Linked DNA regions of Homo sapiens: region 2 is linked to region 1. A link is a loop called in an ENCODE intact Hi-C map of the cell type or tissue named here. Cell type or tissue: ascending aorta. All regions are shown on one strand. Each heading gives the region's core, and the rest is flanking DNA. Links, peaks and the distances in the headings are about the cores only.

The links. Peaks named below come from ENCODE experiments on the same cell type or tissue, not always from the same donor. Only the 100,000 strongest peaks of a DNase experiment are listed, where the experiment ranks them.
Region 2: it touches region 1 in a loop (7-fold over the local background); 1 of 110 quality-filtered maps calls a loop at or near these places.

The regions. Positions count from the first base shown.
Region 1 is chrX:63,007,988-63,018,039 of GRCh38, reverse strand. No RefSeq gene overlaps it. Among named protein-coding and RNA genes, the nearest start is that of SPIN4-AS1, 270 kb to the left of the region's middle. In ascending aorta, for the core only: a CTCF peak has its summit at 5,287 (motif pointing left); no DNase peak of the experiment used is centred there.
Region 2 is chrX:63,269,232-63,279,283 of GRCh38, reverse strand. LOC105377212 (a long non-coding RNA gene) reads left to right here and starts at 1,638. Exons shown (of 5, transcript XR_001755867.2): 1 at 1,638-1,846. In ascending aorta, for the core only: a CTCF peak has its summit at 3,943 (motif pointing right); a DNase peak (open chromatin) is centred at 3,943.

The DNA.
Region 1 (10,052 bases), core at 3,327-8,326:
CAGCAACTGTCCTGCACCCACTGTCTGACATGCCCCAGTGAGATGAACCCAGTACCTCAGTTGGAAATGCAGAAATCACCTGTCTTCTGCATTGCTCACGGTGGGAGCTGTAGATTGGAGCCGTTCCTATTTGGCCATCTTGGAACTGCCTGTTTTCTTTATTTCATAAAGATAAAACAATTTGTTGATAGCAAATTTGTTCTCTAGAAATGGCTGAAGAAACCTTGTAAATGACGATAAACAGAAAGCATAATAACAGAAAAAAATATGGCATACAGTAGACTATTCTAATTTTGCATGAGATTTGTATATCACATTGGTAATTGGATGAAAATATAATAATATCTGATACTCAAGATGGTACTCAGTATATAATATATCAACACTGGTGGACTGTAATTTCACAAATACATAGTAATAATCAAAGCAATAACTAAGAAAATATACAAAGAGATACCTCTAAAAACTACAAGCGAATAAAGACAGAATCTTAAAAAGTGTTAAAAATCTAGTAAGAAACTTAAATTGAATAATGAAAAACATAAAAAGCAAATACAATTAATACAATGTTGGACTTAAGCTCTAACATATTAATAATTAACCATAAATAATCTAAATACACCAACAAATGGCAGAGAATGACACAATGAATTAGAAAAACAAAAACAACAACAACAACAACAACCATGGTGGCTGTCAAGATGGCTGAATAAGAAAAGCTCCCATCTGCAACTCCCAGTGAGATCAATGCAGAAGGTGGGTGATTTCTGGATTTCCAACTGAGGTATCTGGCTAATCTTGTTGAGACTGGGTAGACAGTGGATTCCGCCCATGGAGGGCAAGCCAAAGCAGGGTGGGGCACCCCCTCACCCAGGAAGTGCAAGAGTTGGTGAACTCCCTTCCCTAGCCAAGGAAGCTATGAGGAACTATGCCATGAGGAATGGTGTATGCTTTTCCCATGGTCTTCACAACCCACAGACCAGGAGATTCCCTCTGGTGCCTATACTACCAGAGCCCTGAGTTTCAAGCACAAAAGTGGGTAGCCATTAGGGCAGGCACTGAGCTAGCTGCAGGATTATTTTGCATACCCCAGTGGTGCCTGGAATGCCAGTGAGACAGAACTGTTCACTCCCCTAAAAAGGGGGCTGAAGTCAGGGGGCCAAGTCATCTAGCTCAGCAAATCCCACCCCCATGGAACCCAGCACGCTAAGATCCACTGGCTCAAAATTCTCACTTCCAGCACAGCAGTCTGAAGTCCACCTGGGACACTTGAGCTTGGTGGGGGGAAGGGCATCCACCATTACAGAGGCTTGAGTAGGCGGTTTCTCCTTCACAGTGTAAACAAAGGCACCAGGAAGTTTGAACTAGGCAGAGCCCACTGCTGCTTGGCAAAGCCACTGTAGCCAGACTGCGTGTCTAGATTTCTCCTCTCTGGGCAAGGCATCACTGAAAGAAAGGCGGCCTTAGTCAGGGACTTATAGATAATATTCCCATCTCTGGGACATAGAACCTGGGGGAAGGAGAGGCTGTGGGCACAGCTTTGGCAGACTTAAGCGTTCCTACCTGTTGGCTCTGAAGAGAGCAACAGATCTCCCAGCACAGTGCTCGAGCTCTGCTAAGGGACACACTGCCCCCTCAAGTGGGTCCTACACCCCCATGTCTCTTGACTGGGAGACATTTCCTATCAGGGGTAGACAGACAACTTATACAGGAACGCTCTGGCTGGCATCTGACAGGTGACCCTCTGGGATGAAGTTTACAGAGGAAGGAACAGGCAGCAATCTTTGCTGTTCTGCAGCCTCCACCAGTGATACCTAGGCAAACAGGGTCTGGGTCTGGAGTGGACTTCAAGCAAACTCCAGCAGACTTGCAGCAGACAGGCCTGATGGTTAGAAGGAGAACTAACATTCAGAAAGGAATAGCATCAACATCAACAAAAGGACGTCCACATAGAAACCCCACATGAAGGTAACCAACATTAAAGACCAAAGGTAGATAAATCCATGAAGATGAGGAAAAACCAGTGCAAAAAGGCTGAAAATTCCAAAAACCAGAACACCTCTTCTCCTCCAAAGGGTCACAACTCCTTGCCAGCAAAGGAGCTCAACTGGATGGAGAATGAGTTTGATAAATTGATGGAAGTGGGCTTCAGAAGGTGGGTAATAAGCAGCTAGCATCATAATGACAGGATCAAATTCACACATAACAATATTAACCTTAAATATAAATGGGTTAAACGCCACCAATTAAAATTAACAGCCTGGCAAATTAGATGATAGAGTCAAGACCCATCAGTATGCTGTGTTCAGGAGACCTATCGCATGGGAAAAGACACACATAGGCTCAAAATAAAGGGATGGAGGAATATTTATAAAAGCAAATGGAAAGAAAAATAAGCAGGGGTTGCAATTCTAGTCTCTGGTAAAATAGACTTTTAACCAACAAAGATCATAAAAGACACAGAAGGGCATTACATAATGGTAAAGAGATCAATGCAACAAGAGTAACTATCTTAAATATATATGTACCCAATACAAGAGTACCCGCATTCACAGAGGAAGTCCTTAGAGACTTACAATGAGACTTAGACTCCTACACAATAACAGTGAGCGACTGTAACACCCCATTGTCAATATTAGACAGATCAATGAGCCAGAAAATTAACAAGGATATTCAGGAATTGAACTCAGCTCTGGACCAAGAGGACCTAAAAGACATCTACAGAACACTCCACCCAAAATCAACAGAATATACATTCTTCTCAGAAACACGTTGCACTTATCCTTAAATTGACCACATAATTGGAAGTAAAGCACTCCTCAGCAAATGCAAAATAATGGAAATCATAATAAACGGGTTCTCAGACCACAGTGCAATCAAATTAGGACTCAGAATTAAGAAACTCACTCAAAACTGCACAACTACGTGGAAACTGAACAACCTGCTCCTGAATGACTACTGGGTAAATAACGAAATTAAGGCAGAAATAAATAAGTTTTTTGAAACCAATGAGAACAAAGATACAATGTACCAAAATTGCTGGGACACAGGTAAAGTGGCTTTTAGAGGGAAATTTATAGCACAAAATGCCCACAAGAGAAAGCAGGAAAGATCTAAAATTGACACCCTAACATCACAATTAAAAGACCTAGAGAAGCAAGAGCAAACAAATTCAAAAGCTAGCAGAAGACAAGAAATAAGTAAGATCAGAGCAGAACTGAAGGGGATAGAGACATGAAAACTCTTCAAAAAAATAAATGAATCCAGGGGCTGGTTTTTTGAAAAGATCAACAAAATACGTAGATCACTGGCCAGACTAATAAAGAAGAAAAAATAAAAGAATCAAATAGACACAATAGAAAATGTTAATGGGGATATCACCACTGATCCCATAGAAATACAAACTACCATCAAAGAATACTTTAAACACCTCTATGCAAATAAACTAGAAAATCTAACAGAAATGGATAAATTCCTGGACACACACACCCTCTGAAGACTAAACCAGGAAGAAGATGAATCCCGGAATGGACCAAAAATAAGTTCTGAAATTGAGGCAGTAATTAATAGCCTAACAACTAAAGGCCAGCCTGCAGGCCAAGCCTCTGACCCTACCCTAGGACTCCACACCAGGAGAAAAAAAAAACCAACATTAAATGTTGAGAAAAAGTGGGCACTAGTTATGTCATATCCAGAAGCTTAAACAACACTCCTTGCTGCCTCAAAGCCCACACCATACCCCACATATACAGGGAGACAACACACACAGCTAATTTTTGCAAGAAGACAGGCACAGATTCTTCCAAGCCCAGTATATAAATTGCCATTCCTAGGCCCTGCCAAGAGAGATAATCATCTGGGTGAATTTTGCTAAATATCTGCCACTAATTCTGCCACAAACAGAAGCTAAATCAGCACTCCACGGGGCCCCAAAGCCCACCTTCAGACCCCACCCAGGAAGAAAGGCAAATTTTTTATTTTTTAAATTTTATTTTACTTTAAGTTCTGGGATACATGTGCTGAACGTGCAGGCTTGTTACATAGGTATGCATGTGCCATCATGGTTTGCTGAGTCTATCAACCCATCATCTAGGCTTTAAGCCCCGCATGAATTAGGTAAAGCAAATCTTAAATATGCATTCTTGCTGAACATGGAAGTGGGTTTTATTCGTTTTACTCCACTTTACTCTGGGATCCTTCTTCAACTGTCTCAAACTGCTAAATTTAAACAATGATACTTTCTGACCAGGGAATACACCCTATGGCCCATATGAGTCAGAGGCAATTGTAGTTTCCAGTATCAGGTCAGCTTGATTACAGAGCTAAACCAGTAACCTTGACATCTGGCAGAACTTAGCCAACTGCTCCCCTCAAATTTCGAGTAAAGGTAGAATCCCAGGCATCTAGAGAATCTGAAAGCAAGCTCCTCCAGCCCAAGGTTAATACAAGCTACCCTACCCAGAATTATAGGATAGACTAAATAGTGAAGGTTTACCCTTGCCAAAGAAAACCTGTGCGAACTGGAAAAAGAGTTTGTCTTTGCAAATGCACAAATACCATCAAAAGAAAACAATGGTTACAAAGAAATAGAAAATCATAAAATCTACAAAGGAAATAAACAAAGCTTCAACAATATGGTGAAGTAGAAACAATTTGTCTTTAATCTTTTATATAATACCAAAAACAATTATCCAGTGCCAAGATTATCACTAGGAATATCCCAGAACTCAAAATCAAGGCTGTCACAATCCCGGGAACCAAAGAGGAGTAAAAAACCACAAGCACGCAATCAGAGAAATGAACTTCTATAATTGCAACACCTCTCCCATCAAGCTTCCCCACATGCCATGTGGAAATATCCCCCCAGACTCATGATTCTACAGCAAAAAACTGGGATCAGGGCAGACAGCCAGCTTCCCCACCAACTTTGGTTTCTTTGTAGGAAAATTGTTCTTGCCTAAATCCATAGGAAGCAGAGTAAGTGCATGTAGGGTGAAAATCCTGAGGCATGTGTGAAGGTAGGGCTGCCCACACCAAGCTTGTGAAATGTGGTGGCTGCTTTTTATCACAGTCAGAGGAGACTCCTTATTAGAGAAGCTATTCAGCAGCACCACACTGTAAGAAGCATGCTTCATAGGTCCTCTAGGCACAAACATCTAGCCAGCCTTTCCACACAGCAAGGATATCCCCATTAGGACCTCTACATCTGGAATAGGCAGCTCTTGAAAAGTTTGTGAATGCCACAGCAAACCAGGGCTTAGAGTGACATCTAGTGCTTAAAAAGAGGGAGCAGTATCACAATAAAGGAACTCAGTCATTCTGCACAAAACTTCTAGACAGAATAAGTAACACAGATAGCAAACATTAGAATAAACAACTAAACCCTTCAATGTGAAAACAGACACATATCCATAACAAGAGCAAATGGAAAACTATGACCTCTACAAATGGACAAAAGAAGGAGGGAGTGGCCGACCATAATGAGACAGCAACGCGTGTGCTCTCAGATCAATAATTCAAAATAGCAGTTTTGAGAAAACGCAGAAAAATCAAAGGAAAACAGAAAAGCAACTAATAAAAATACCAGAGAAACTTTAAAAAGGGTAGAAATAATAAAAAATTAAAAAGAAAGCCTGGAGCTACCAAATAAAATAAGTGAACTAAAAAAAAAATGCAGTAGAGGGTACCAACAGGAGAATTGATCAAGCAAAAGAAAGAGCAGAAAAAGAAAAATGAAGAGTGAAGAGAAATAATGTTTAAGACATCTACAAAATAACATCAAAAGAGCAAATCTAAGACTTATTTGCCTTCAAGATGTACTTAAGAAAGAGCAAGTTGTACAAACCTTATTCAAATAAAATATAAAGCATTTTGAACATACAGAAATATATCAATGTCTAGTTACAACAAGGTCAAATATTACCAAATATATTGAAGCTAAATAACACTACCCCAGCTGGGCATGGTGGCTCATGCCCATAATCCCAGAACTTTGGGGGGCCGAGACAAGCAGATCATGAGGTCAGGAGATTGAGACCATCCCGACTAACATGGTGAAAACCCTTCTCTACTAAAAACACAAAAAAAATTGGCCGTGTGTGGTGGCACTCACCTGTAATCCTAGCTACTTGGGAGGCTGAGGCAGGAGAATCGCTTGAACCCAGGGGGCGGAGGTTGCAGTAAGCTGAGATGGCACCACTGCACTCCAGCTTGGGCGACAGAGTGAGACTCTGGAAAAAAAAAAAAAAGACTACCCCAAGGCATATCATAATCAAAGTCTCAAAGGCCAAGGACAAAGAGAGAATCCTAAAAACAGAAAGAGTAAAAAAGCACATAACACAGAAAGGAGGTCCAATTCATATGGCAACAGTCTTGTTAGCAGAAACCAAACAAGCCATGAGAAAGTGGAAGGGACATATGCAAAATGCTGAAAGAAAAGTAATTGCCAATCAAAAATACTGTGTTCAGTGAAGCTATTCTTTAAACATGAAAAAGAAGTAAAGATTTTCCCAGCCAAGTAAAAGCTAAAGAAATTTGTCACCACCTGATCTATCTTAAATAATTCAGAAGTAACATCCTTAATCTCAAATAATGATAATGAGCAACAAAGAAACATCTGAAGGTATAAAACTCACTAATAAAAGTAAGTATAAGAAAAATCCAGAATAGCTCGATACTGTAATTGTGGTTTGTAAACTAGTCATATCTCTAGTATTAAAACTAAAAGAAAAAACTAGAAAATATAATAATAGCTACAGTATTTCGAGACAGATACTATAAAAAGATGTAAATTAAGAAAACAAAAAGTCAAACTGTTGAGGAAAATGGGAATAAAGTACATAAAATTTAAAGTTTTTTATTGTGATCAAGGTTAATTTGTCATCAGTTTAAAACAACTTAATTTAACTCTAAGATGTTTTTGTTAAGTCCCCCATTTAACTACAAGCAATAACTTATAACATGTAAAGAAAAAAGCACCGACTTAAAACATACTACTGGGGAAAGTAACCATCAAGGAAGTCAATAAGAAAGAAAGGAAGAGAGTACTTACAGAGCAACAATAAAGAAGTGACAAATGGCAGTAGCAAGTTCTTGCCTATGAGTAATAACCTTGAGTGTAAATAAACTAAAATTTGAAATCAAAAGTCATAGGGTGACTGAATAGATGAAACAAACAAAAACAAGTCTATAACTCTATAATTTCTACAGGAAACTCACTTTCCTTATAAAGAAACATATAGACTGAAAGTGAAGAGAATAAATTATAACTGTATATTTTCTAGCTGCAGTGGAACAAAATCAAATATACAAATGGAAAAATACAAATAAAAAATATGAGAAACTTTGGAGACTATAAAAATAATTCAACATTGAACCCTGTGCTCCTGAAAAACCAATAGATCAATGAAGCAATTAGAGAGAACAAAAAAATTGAAACAAATGAAAATAAAAACAAGAAGTAGAAAGACTTTAATGAACAACCTAAAAATGCACCTAAAGAAAATAAGGAAGTAACAACAAACCAATTCCCAAATTAGTAGAAGAAACAATATAATAAAAATCAGTGTAGAAATAACTAAAATTGAGATTTAAAAGGCTACAAAACATACAAACATTGAATTTTGTGTGTTGAAAAGACAAACAAGATTGATGAACTCTTAGATAGTTGAACAAATAGAAGTATGTTTTCAAGTCTTTTGCCCACTTCTTAACGGAGTTATTTGTTTTTCTTATCTTGTTGATTTGTTTAAGTTTCTTATAGATTCTGAATATAAGACCTTTGTTAAATACATAGATTGACAATATTTTCTCCTATTCTGTAGGTTGTCTGTTTAATCTGTTGATAATTTATTTTGCTGTGCAGAAGCTCTTCAGTTTTAGTTACTACTTGTCACTTTTTGTTATTGTTGTATTTTGCCTTTTAGGACTTAGTCATAAATTCCTTGCCAAGGCAGACACAGAGAAGGGTGTGTTTTAAATTTTCTTTTAGGATTGTTATAGGTTTAGATCTTACATTTAACTATTTAATTCATGGTGAGTTAATTTTTGTATATGATGATAGGTAGAAGTCCAGTTTCATTCTTCTGGGTATGTTTTTTCAGTTATCCTCACATCATTTATTGAATAAGGAGTTCTCTTTCCTCATTGCTTATTTTTGTCAGCTTTGTTAAATATCAGTTGATTATAAGTATGCAGCTTTATTTCTAGGTTCTGTATTGTGTTCCATTGGTCTATGTGTCTGATTTTGTATCAGTACCATGCTGTTTTGGTTACTATCTCTTTATGGTATAGTTTAGAGTTGGTTAATGTGATGCCTCTGGCTCTGTTCTTTCAGCTTAGGGTTGCTTTTGCTATTCACACTCTTTTTATTTTTGGTTCCACTTGCATTTTATAATAATATATTTTTTCTATTTTTGTGAAACATGGCATTGCTAGTTTGATAAGAATAACATTCAATCTGTAGGTTGCTTTGATAGTATAAACATTTTAACAATATTGATTCTTTTAGTCCATGAGCATAAAATGTTTTTCCATTTGTTTGTGCTACCCACAGTTTTATAGTTCTTCCCATAGAAATCTTTCACCTCCTTGGTTATCTGTCTTTATTTCTGTTTTTTTTTTTTTTTTTTTGTGTGTGTGTGTGTGTGTGTGTGTGTGTGGCTTTTGTAACTGTCATTGCATTCTTGTTTGGCTCTCAGCTTGAGTGTTATTCATGTATAGAAATGTTCCTGATTTCTGTGTATTGATTTTATTTATCCTGGAAACTACACTGAAGTCATCTCCTAAATCTAGGAGCCTTTTGTCAGAGTATTTAGGGTTGGCACATTTACAGCATGCAATACTAGGCATCCATAAAAAAGAATAAAATTATATCCTTTGCAGCAATATGAATGCAGTTAGAGTCCATTATCCTAACAGAATTATCACAGAAACAGAAAAGCAAATCTTACATGTTCTCACTTACAAGTAGGTCTTAAAGAGTTGGTTAACATGGACGTAAATATGGAAACAATAGAAACTGGGGACTTCCAAATCGAGGAACAACAGAGGGGGCAAGGGTTGAAAAACTACCTATATGGTACTATGCTCATTACCTGGGTGATGAGTTCAATTCTACCCCATGACTCAGTATTATGCAATATACCCATACGACAAACCTGAACATGTGTTCCTTGAATCTAAAAGGAAAGTTTGAATTTAAAGCAATAAGTAAGGCCAATTAGAAACATATTTGTTGTTCAAAGTGATATTGCTATAAGATCTATCAACTAGTACACTACTCTATTATTATTGGTTGCAGGCATTTTTTAGGTGCAAAGCAAATAGAAAATAATGGTTTCTAAACACTATCACTGACATTCACAGTAAGAAGATTTTGAAGTTTGTTCATTTACACAAAGTTAGAGTTAAACAGTGATATTCCAAGAGTGCTTATCAGTGTGGTTAAACAAGGTGTAGTGATAACTACAAGGCAGTGCTTTTGATAAAAATTTCATTTATTCAGTTTGCACAATATTGAGAGTTCATTTTATGATCTGTATATTCAACTTAACATTGCCTTCAAAATATTTCTAATAAACAGTTTTCAAAACCGAAAATTATGTGGCAAAATTTGCTTTTCTTTTCTCAGGCTTCTTCAAGAAATCTGAGGATGAGGGCTCATTACCCTGTCTTCCTTGCCACACTCCCAAGATTATGGACACAGGACAATTTGGTTCTTAAAACTAATGGTTGTCATAAAATATGTGTTTAATTAACATACACACACACACACACACATATATGTTATATGTGAAGGCTTAGTTTTTCAATTAATTGAAAACATTTCTCAGTTTAAAATAAGAAAAAGAGAAGACTAAAAAAATAAAATCAGAGACACAAAGAGTCATTACAACTGATACCACCAAACTATAAAGGATTATTGAAAACTATTCTGAACAACTATACGCCAACATATTGTAAAACCTGGAGAAAATGAACTAATTTCTGGACAGATAGAACATACCTACATTCAAACAAGAAGAAATAAAAATCCTGACAACACTAATAGT
Region 2 (10,052 bases), core at 1,880-6,879, 260 kb before region 1:
CTTGGAGCTTTACAGATGTTGGGATAGTAAGAATAACTTGATATCACCCAGTTCAGACAGGTTCTAACAGCCTTTTGACCTGCAGGAGAGTTTAAAGACATACCCAGTCTCCAGGTGTGAATTTAGAGTGTATCTTTCCTGAAAAGGAGGGATCGGGTTTGGGGCTGTGGAGATTTTGGTAATGGCCAATGGCTTTAATGGTCTGTCCAAGAATTATAACATATTGTGTGGGATAATGATTTTCTGGCTCTAACAAGAGGTCTGTTTGTAAGAAGGGTCTTCCATAAAGAACTTCAAATGGGCTGAGATGGGTTTCTGATTTTGGGGGTATAAGGGACCTTAAGAGGGCAATAGGGAGCAGAGCTGGCCATGACTGTTGGGTTTATCAGTTTTGTAAGATGCCTTTTTATGCTTTGATTGGCTCTTTTACCTTTCCAGAGGATTGTGGATGTCAGGCTGCTTGAAACTAGTATTTGATTTGAAGGGTCTTAGCAACTTCTTGGGTTATTTGAGAAATGAAAGCAGCGCTATTGTCTGACTGCAGTGAGTGAGGGAGCCAACAATGGGGAAGAATGTGGTTCAAAAGGGCCGTGGTGACTTCTGATGCCATGCCTGTTCAGTTTTGATGCGAAAGGCTTCTATCCACCTGGCGAAGGTATCTACAAAGATTATCAAATATTTAAGTCCCTTGCATGGAGGCATGTGTGTAAAATCTAGCTGCCAGACTTCTCCTGGTAGGATCCCTAATCTTTGAATGAGTTGGAGGAGAGGGGGAAGTTTGTGGGCCCCTTCAGGACTGGTTTGGCAGCAGGTGGGGCAAGGCTGTGAGATGGATCTTAAAGTTTATGCTATTCCTTTACCGATAAACAGTGACCATATTAAGTCTTGGAGGGCTTTAGCCCCTAAATGAGTTGATTGGTGTAAACTGTTTAAAAATTTTCATTGTGAGGCTCCTTGGAGCAAAAGTTTGCCATTAGGGCTTTTTAGCCAGCCCTCCGAAGTATGGGAGAAGCCTTTCTCTAGAGCCCTTTGGGTTTATTCCTGCATATACAGTGGAGACAGTTGAGTTAGGTTAGCAACTAAAACTGCCTAAAGAGGTAGCTTAGTAGTCACTCTTGCTTGTTTATCAGCCTGATTGTTCACAATAGAGATTTTATCATTGCTTCTCTGATGGGCTTTGCAGTGAATGATAGCTACCTGTGCAGGAAGCAAAATTACCTCTAACGGGGCCATGATTTCAGGAGCATGTCTAACTGGAATATTTTGGGCTGTTAAGAGTCCCTTTTCTTGCCAAATGGCTGCATGGGTATGTACTACATGAAAGACGTAGGTCAGTCTGTGTAAGTATTAAGTTTCATGCATGCTCCTAATTGCAAGGCTCAGGTAAGGGCAATAAGTTCTGCCTTCTGGGCTGAGGTGGTGTCACAGGGTAGGGGCCCAAATTCTGTAACTTCAGTAAGGCTAACAATAGCATACCGTGGTAACTGGGTACCTTCTAACATGAAACTATTGCTGTCTATGAACCAAGTGGCCTCCCAATTGGTAAGGGGAATATCTTGGAGGTCAAATCAGGAGCTACAAATTAATTCAATATTTTCTTTCTTTCTTTCTTTTTTTTTTTTTTTTTTCTGAGACAGGGTCTTGCTCTGTCGCCCAAGCTGGAGTGCAGTGGTGCAATTTCAGCTCACCGCAACCTCTGCTTCCTGGATTCAAGCTATTCTAATGCCTCAGCCTCCCAAGTAGCTGGGACTACAGATGTGTCACCATGCCAAGCTAATTTTTATATTTTTAGTAGAGATGGGGTTTCACCATGTTGGCCACGCTGGCCTCCAACTCTTGACCTCAGGTAATCCACCTGCCTAGGCCTTCCTAAGTGCTGGGATTACAGGTGTGAGCCACTGCGACCAGCCTTAAATCAAGAGTTTCTAAGCAAGAGTGTTTAAGTGATCCTTCCACATTTGGATCTGGTAACAGGATGGCATGATTAAGAACTTCACACTGCTTAATGTTTAATTGTGGTGTTTGTAGAAAGAGGGTTTGATATCTTCTTATTTGATTTGAGACTCAGTGAGAGCCCTTTGAGTTTAAAGTATCCACCATTTGGTGTGGGGTATACACTGTTATTCCTTGGCCTCAGCTTGGAGGCCTCCTCAATCAATCGGGCCACAGAGGCTAGTGCCGGGGGAATGGAGGCCAGCCCTGTGTCACCAAATTGAGGTTCTTTGATAAGTAAGCTACTGGTCATTTGGAGGGCCCCAATGGCTGGATTAAGTCTCCAAGGGCGATACCCCTTCTTTCAGGTACAAATAAATAGAAAGTTTTTCTAAGGTATGGTAAGGTCAAAGGTGGGGCAGTTGTAAAACTTGTTTAATGGGTTTTAGGGTTTTGTTCATTTCAGAGTTCCAGTAAAGGGGTCTTCCTCTGGTCCCCATAGTGTCTCATAAAGAGGGTTTTGCTATGAGTCCAAATTGGGGAGTCCAAATATGACAGAAACTTGGCATTCCCAAGAAGGAGTGCAACTGTTGTTTAGTTGCTAGTGTGCCCATGTTTAAGATGAGGCTTTCACAGTGATCAGAGAGACTTTTAAACCCTGGGGTTAGTGTGAGTCTCAGAAATTGCACTTCCAGAGAGGAAATTTGAGTTTTAGAAGGAGAAACCTCATAACCACAGGAAGATAACCTCTAAAGAGTTTTAATAGCATTTAGATATTCTAAGATTAATAGTATTTAATACCTTCAGTTGGACTGCAGATAAGCAGGTGGTCAACATATTGGAGCAGGGTGCTATTAAGGGATAGCTGAATGGTGAACAGATCTTTGGCAAGAGCCTGTCCAAATGGTTGTGAGCTATCTCTAAATCCTCAGGGGAGGCCTGTCCAGGTTAATTGTTGGGAGGTATGAGTGGAAGGATCTCGCCATTCAAAGGCAAATAAAAATTGTGAATCTGAATGTACTGGAATGCAAAAGAAAGCATCCTTTAAGTCTAATACTGTGAACCAAAACTGCCAGAAGGAATTTGTCCTAACAGGATGTAAGGGTTCGAAACAATGGGGTGTGTAGGAACTACTGGATCATTGATGGCTCTTGGGTCTTGTATCATTCTATAGGTGCCTTCTGGCTTTTGACAGCTAAGGTGGGTGTGTTACATGGTGAATTACAAGAGTGAAATTAAGGGCTGTAAGCCTAATTGGGTTTCAAGATTTAGAGGCTATGGAGATTTCCTAGGGAAAGAGGTGAAGACCTTAAGGATGACCTTTTTGGGGTCTGCACGCAAAGAACATCCTGGAGTGGATGAGTTTCATACTTCAGGGGGAACTTGTTGTACAATGAAAGGCTGTATGTATTGGAGTCAGTATTAAAAGGTAATAATGCCAGTATTGAACAGGCCTGGTTGGAAAACTGAAAGCTAGTTTGAAGTTTTGCCATTATATGCCTCCCAAGCAAAGGGATGGAACAAGTGGGCAAGACCAGAAATAAGTGAGTGAAAATATTTTTTTCCCTAGTTGCATACCAATGCATACCAAAGATGGGGTAAAATAGCTCTGTTTCAGTTGGCCCTCCTTGCTTGTGAGGATTGAGGACCAAAAGTTAGGTCCAGAGAATTTAATTAGGGCAGTGTAACTAGATCCTGTGTCAATAAAAAAACTCAATTTTATATTCTGCTACACACAAGATTACCTGAGATTCAGCAGTAGTGATGGAAAATACAGGAGCCTGGATGGCCTCTGGGACAGTGAGGAAATGGCCCCTCTTGGGGCTTTTTCTTCTCTTTTAAGGTCTCCTCAGCTTTTTCATAATTGAGGAACAAAGTTAAGGGCATTTGCCTTTGCTTTCCTCCCAAGTTGGCCCATAATTGGGACTTGTTTGAGGATGACTACCTATCATGAGGGAGCGAGGAGCATTCCAGTTTCCAGTGTCCCAGTTGCTTGCAGTATTGGCAAAGGCCAGGTGGTGGCAGTAGAAAATCAGGTGACACTCGTGGAGGGTTTTGGCAGTTTCTGTTAATATGCCAAGGCTGGTTATAGCTATAACAGAGAATGGGCCTTTTATTGGTCAGTGGGTGACATCCTGATGCTTGGTCTGTGGTCCCTGGTTTGGGCAGGCAGGTAGCAAAGGCAGCAGCCATATAATGAGCTTGCTGCCTGTCTCTTTCTCTTTCCTTCCTATCCTGTCAGTTCTTGAGGCTTCCTCCCAGTTATTAAAGAATGTAAAGGCCATTTATAGCAAAGTAAGGAAAGGGGTCTGTGGCCTTTGAACTAGTTTTTCAAGCTTATGCCTAACGTCTGGAGAGGCCTAATAAAATACACAGCCACAATAGTGAGGCCCTCTTGGCTCTAGAGATCCATATTAGTGCATTTTCTCATAGCTTCAGCTACCCTAGAGTGGAATAGGGCTGGGTTTTCATTTGGCCCCTGTGTAACTTCTCTTAATGTAGCATAATTTGCAGGTTTAATGACAGCCTTTTTCATCCCCTCAATCAGGCAAGTGATCATATAATTGTGGTGGACTCTATCAGGGTCTCCTTCTTGACAGCCCCATCTAGGATCACTATCATAAACAACTGTTCTTCCTGGTTCAGGGTTCCAAATGTTCCAGGCATGGAATTCTTCTGCCCATCAGTGGGCTAGAGACCAAATGTGGGTCTTTTCCTTATGAGTGCAACAGGTGGTAAAAATAACCTAAATGTTTTGCCAATTGAGATCAAAGGAAACTGCAAGCCCCTTGAATTTCTTCATAAAATGGGAGGGGTACTAACTAAAAGAGCCAAGATTTGCCTCTATTTCAGACAAATCAGACATAGGGAATGAGACATGGGCCCTGATGATTCCTACACCCCCATTTGGCCACTTCTCAGAGCTGCAAACCTTTATCTGATGATGGGAGAGAATCAGAGGTGACTCCTGATCTGGTATGTGGAGGAGAAGTGGTTCTGGGTATGGAGGAGGTAAAGAGGGAGAGACAGAAGGTGTAGCTGAGGAAGGAGGTATTGAAGGGAAAGATGTGTAGTCAGGGAAAATGAATGGAGAGACCAAAGTGGGAGAGGTCTGGAACATGAGAGTGTAAAAGAAGGGTCATCCAAAATGTCTGAGGAATCTAAGGGACTTAAGAATTTTGCCAGTCTCATTCTACAATTGTCTCTAAAGTCTAGGTTTTTTTTTTTTATAGAAACATAAACTTGAACATAGGGCACCTCAGACCATTTGGAAGAGTTATGGCAAAAGAGATCAAGATTTAAAAGAATACTGGAGTCTAGGCTCCCATTCTGGGTCCACTTCAATTTCTGTGGGAGGTGGTAAGGAGGCCATGCTATGTTGCAAAGAAAGATTAGGTGTTTCTTTTTGAGGGGTTGAGGGTCAAATTTGTCCCGATTCTTCAAAATACAGTCTAGAGGTGAGTCTACAGGAATAGATGGGGTTTGTGGAATGAAAAAACATGCCACTTTGGGGCAGTTCCACTTGGGGCATGAACGACACTTTCTGTCAAGACATCTCGCCGAAATGAAAAGAAGGTTCCATTTATGTCCACTGAGGGACTCTGGGTGCACTTTCTAAAGGAGTGTCTCAGTCATTAGAAAAGTCCTCTTGGCTGATCGGAGGCCTCATGCTGGATGGCCAGTTGAGGTACTCATTTATGCTGGGTGATCAGCTCAGGTTTGAAGAAAAAGGGTAAAGGAAGATCTCTGTCTGGTGTTGACCCAGGAGAGTGGGTAGTTAAGGGAAGACTCACTGTTCTGAGGCTGTCTGAGATCACCTGATTTAGCACATCCAGAAAAGGATGATTGGCTGTCTCCACAGGAGAATTTAGAGTGACAGAGGGTCTGAGTCACCTAAAACATGTGCGAATTCACCCTGAACAAGCTTCTGCTGTCAATTGCTTCACATTTTGGCATCAGGGGCTTTTGATCAGAAAAAATAAGAAAGAGCCTTTCTTTTTTCTGGGCAGGGCAGCCAGTCCTGTTCACTCTTTGGCCTTCAGGCGGCACCATAGACTGGCCCTGCCTGTTACTTTTAATTGCCAGAGAGCTAATAGAAGCTGGCAGACAAAAGACTGAAAAGAATAAGTAGACTCAGGTCCCTCACCCTAACGGGCGATGGTGGTCAGACGCTTTCGCAAAGACACCTTCCAGTCCTACTAGAGAGTAGCTCCAGCTACAGTGCAATTGCCTCTGTGCTTAGACACTGTCCAAAGTTCGAAAAAAGAGAGGGGAGAGAGTTCCCCATGAAGAGAGAGTCCCCTTATGGGCCACCAGAATGTTGCCGGTGAGCAATGACTATCTGGGCTGGTGGTGCAGGACTGAAAGAATTTACCAAGACAGTTGTAGGTAGAAAAAAGGCAGATTTATTAGAGAAAGTATGAAAATACATTGTGAAAAGGCAACAGACAGTATCAGTAGAAGAGAAGCTGACAGCCAGGAGCAAAAAGGCTTGCTCAGGATTCTATAGAATGGAACTTGGGAACTTGCATTCTTCTGTCAGCTGGGATATTTGATAAATTGAGGAATTTGATGGTAAGCAGGAAGTTTGTGAGTTATGTATCTTATTGGTTCAGGAGGGCTATATGTCCTGGGCCATAAAACTATAATTTATCAGCTTCCTCTTTTTGTTTATATGTCCTGAACCATGAAGAAAGGCAAAAGGCATAGTTTATTTGCCTCATATCTTTGCTTTCCGCTGGTCCTGCCAGCCTGACTCCTTTTTCCAAATTAGGACTCCACAATATATTGTGTATTTATATTTGTTCAGATAAAAATACTTTTATAATATTGTGCATATTTTTTCTTTCACCAATAATTTATAAATGTATTTTTTAATTTTTAATTATTTTATGATTAAAGATATATTTTTGTTTTCTAACTTTACTGTGGTGGAAGAACATATCTTTTATGATTTCAAACCTTTAAAATTTATAATACTTGTTCCATGGACTAGAATATGGTTTGTCTTGCAGAATATTCCCTGTTGCAAAGAAACAAATGTATATTTTGCTGTTGTTGTGTGGAATGTTTTATAGATGTCTGTTAGGTAAAGTTAGTTAGAAATGTTGTTTAAAGTTTCTCTGTCTTGGCTGAATTTCTGTATCGTTCAATTACTAGATTGCTTTAGTCCCTATTATTGTTGAATTCTCTACTTCTTCCTTCAATTCCTTCAATTATAGTTTTATGTATTGGGTACTCTGCTTTCGGGACATGTGTGAGTTGTCCCGCCTTTCTGAACAAAACCAATGTATTTCTTAAATGTATTTGATTGATGTCTCAGGCCTCCCTAAAATATATAAAACCAAACTGTACCCCTCCCACCTAGGGCTCCTGTTCTTAGGACCTCCTGAGGGCTGTGTCACAGGCCAGGGTCACTCATATTTGGCTTAGAATAAATCTCTTCAAATATTTATTTGAAAATATTTCAGAACACCTGATGTTTTGAGCCCTCTCAGAGGTCATAGACCTCTGGAGAGAGAAACTGAGACACATAAGAGGGTGGAAAGTCAGTGGTAACACACTGTGGAGTCCTGCCCACAGGCAGCACGCATTGAACCATCACAAAAACACCCTAGGCTACAGCTCAGTTCCTCCTTTTCAGAAAAAAAAAAAGGGTGGGGGGTTAAATGAGGAGAAAACAAGGAGAATGACCCCTCTTTTTGGCAATCCATAGGTTTTATGGCACCTCTGCTTGCCAGAGTTTACATAAAATGGAAGTAATATGGTCTTTGTGCACATTGACATTGAGGAAAAATAGGCCTGAGGTCGACCTGCATGCTATAGAGTTCCTAGGTTCTATTTTCTTTTCTGCCTGAAGTCTATTGTTACTTTTCTGCAGAGATAAAAACCACTGTTTGGATCTAACAGTGACTTTCTTTTTCTTTTTCTTTTTTTTTTTTTGAGATGGAGTTTCGCTCTTGTTGCCCAGGCTGGAGTGCAATGACGTGATCTCGGCTCACCGCAACCCCCGCCTCCCGGGTTCAAGAGATTCTCCAGTCTCCGTCCCCTGAGTAGCTGGGATTACAGGCATGTGCCACCACACCCAGCTAAGTTTTGTATTTTTAGTAGAGACGGAGTTTCTCCGTGTTGGTCAGGATAGTCTCGAACTCCAAACCTCAGATGATCCGCCCGCCTTGGCCTCCCAATGTGTTGGGATTACAGGCGTGAGCCACCGTGCCCGACCTAATAGTGTTTTTTGTTTGTTTGTTTGTTTTGCTTTTTTTCTTTTTTTTGCAAGCTGGCAAAATTATATTTATTTCATAACTAAAGTACTGAAGCAATAGCAATGGGAACTTTGTGTGTGTGAATGTGTGTATGTATATGTGTGTGTATATATTTGAAGGCCTTTATAATAGGCTTATTTACTTTTATGTTCAATTGGCAACTGAATCCATTTAAAATTTCTCTCTAGCACACCAGACTTTTTCTTCTTACCTTACAATGTAAATTTTGCTATCATCTGATTTTCACCTGAGTTGCCTGTAATATGCAAATCTGAGGCTATTTAAATGACAACTGACTAAGTTAAGATAGAAACATGGAAAAAAAGGTCTTTATGAATCTATAAGATGTATTTCTATCAGCATGCCTAACACGTCTATATATGTATATGTTGTGTATACAGTATTTTCACTACTAAAAAAATAAAGAGCTCTGATTAATGGGCTTAAAATATATAAAAGCGCTTAAATCAAATACTTAAATGACTAGTCAAATGCTTTTTCAAGTTCACGTGACTTAAGTAAAATCTTTAAATAAGCCAGCTTTAAAATTATTGGTAAAATAATATCATCAATGTTAGCATTTTTTGTTTGCTTTATTGTAGTTTTATGTTTATTCCCACAGAGTACTATAAGATTTGCCATAAAGGTTATAAACTATAAAACTCAGCCCAAGACAGAATGATCATTGCTTGTATATGCTTATGAAATATTGTTGGCTTAAATGAAAACAGCTAAACCCTGAGTTATTGGTATAAATATCCTTAAATTTAACCATAAGTTTTATTACATAAGTAAATACCTGAAATTCAGAGCTATAAAAATGGTAAACAGGAAAATAACTTTAAATATTGTTTATCACAGTTTTTTAAAATAATCTAGGTAAACTATTAAATTAATCAGGTAAATGTAATTGAATAAATGCTTGTAAACAAACTTGACATAATTTAGGATCTAAGGTTATTATTTGGTATTAAATATCTGGATAAATTCCAATTGAAAAATTATAGGAAAACTTTTTTTTTATTACACTTTAAGTTCTAGGGCACAACGTGGAGGTTTGTTACATATGTATACATGTGCCATGTTGGTGTTCTGCACCCATTAACTCAACATTTACATTAGGTATTTCTCCTAATGCTATCTCCTCTCCTCCCCCCACCTCACAACAGGCCCTGGTGTGTGATGTTCCCCACCCTGTATCCATGTGTTCTCATTGTTCAATACCCACCTATGAGTGAGAACACGTGGTGTTTGGTTTTCTGTCCTTGTGATAGTTTGCTGAGAATGATGGTTTCCAGCTTCATCCATGTCCCTACAAAGGACATGAACTCATCCTTTTTTTGGCTGCATAGTATTCCACAGTGTATATGTGCCACATTTTCTTAATCCAGTCTATCACTGATGGACATTTGGGTTGGTTCCAAGTCTTTGCTATTGTGAATAGTGCCGCAATAAACATACATGTGCATGTGTTTTTATAGTAGCATGATTTATAATCCTTTGGGTATATACCCAGTAACGGGATGACTGGGTCAAATGGGATTTCTAGTTCTAGATCCCTGAGGAATCACCACACTGACTTGCACAATGGTTGAACTAGTTTACAGTCCCACCAACAGTGTAAAAGTGTTCCTATTTCTCCATATCCTCTCCAGCACCTGTTGTTTCCTGACTTTTTAATGATCGTCATTCTAACTGGTGTGAGATGGTATCTCATTGTGGTTTTGATTTGCAATTCTCTGATGGCCAGTGATGATGAGCATTTTTTCATGTGTCTTTTGGCTGCATAAATGTCTTCTTTCGAGAAGTGTCTGTTCATATCCTTTGCCCGCTTTTCGTTGGGGTTGTTTGACT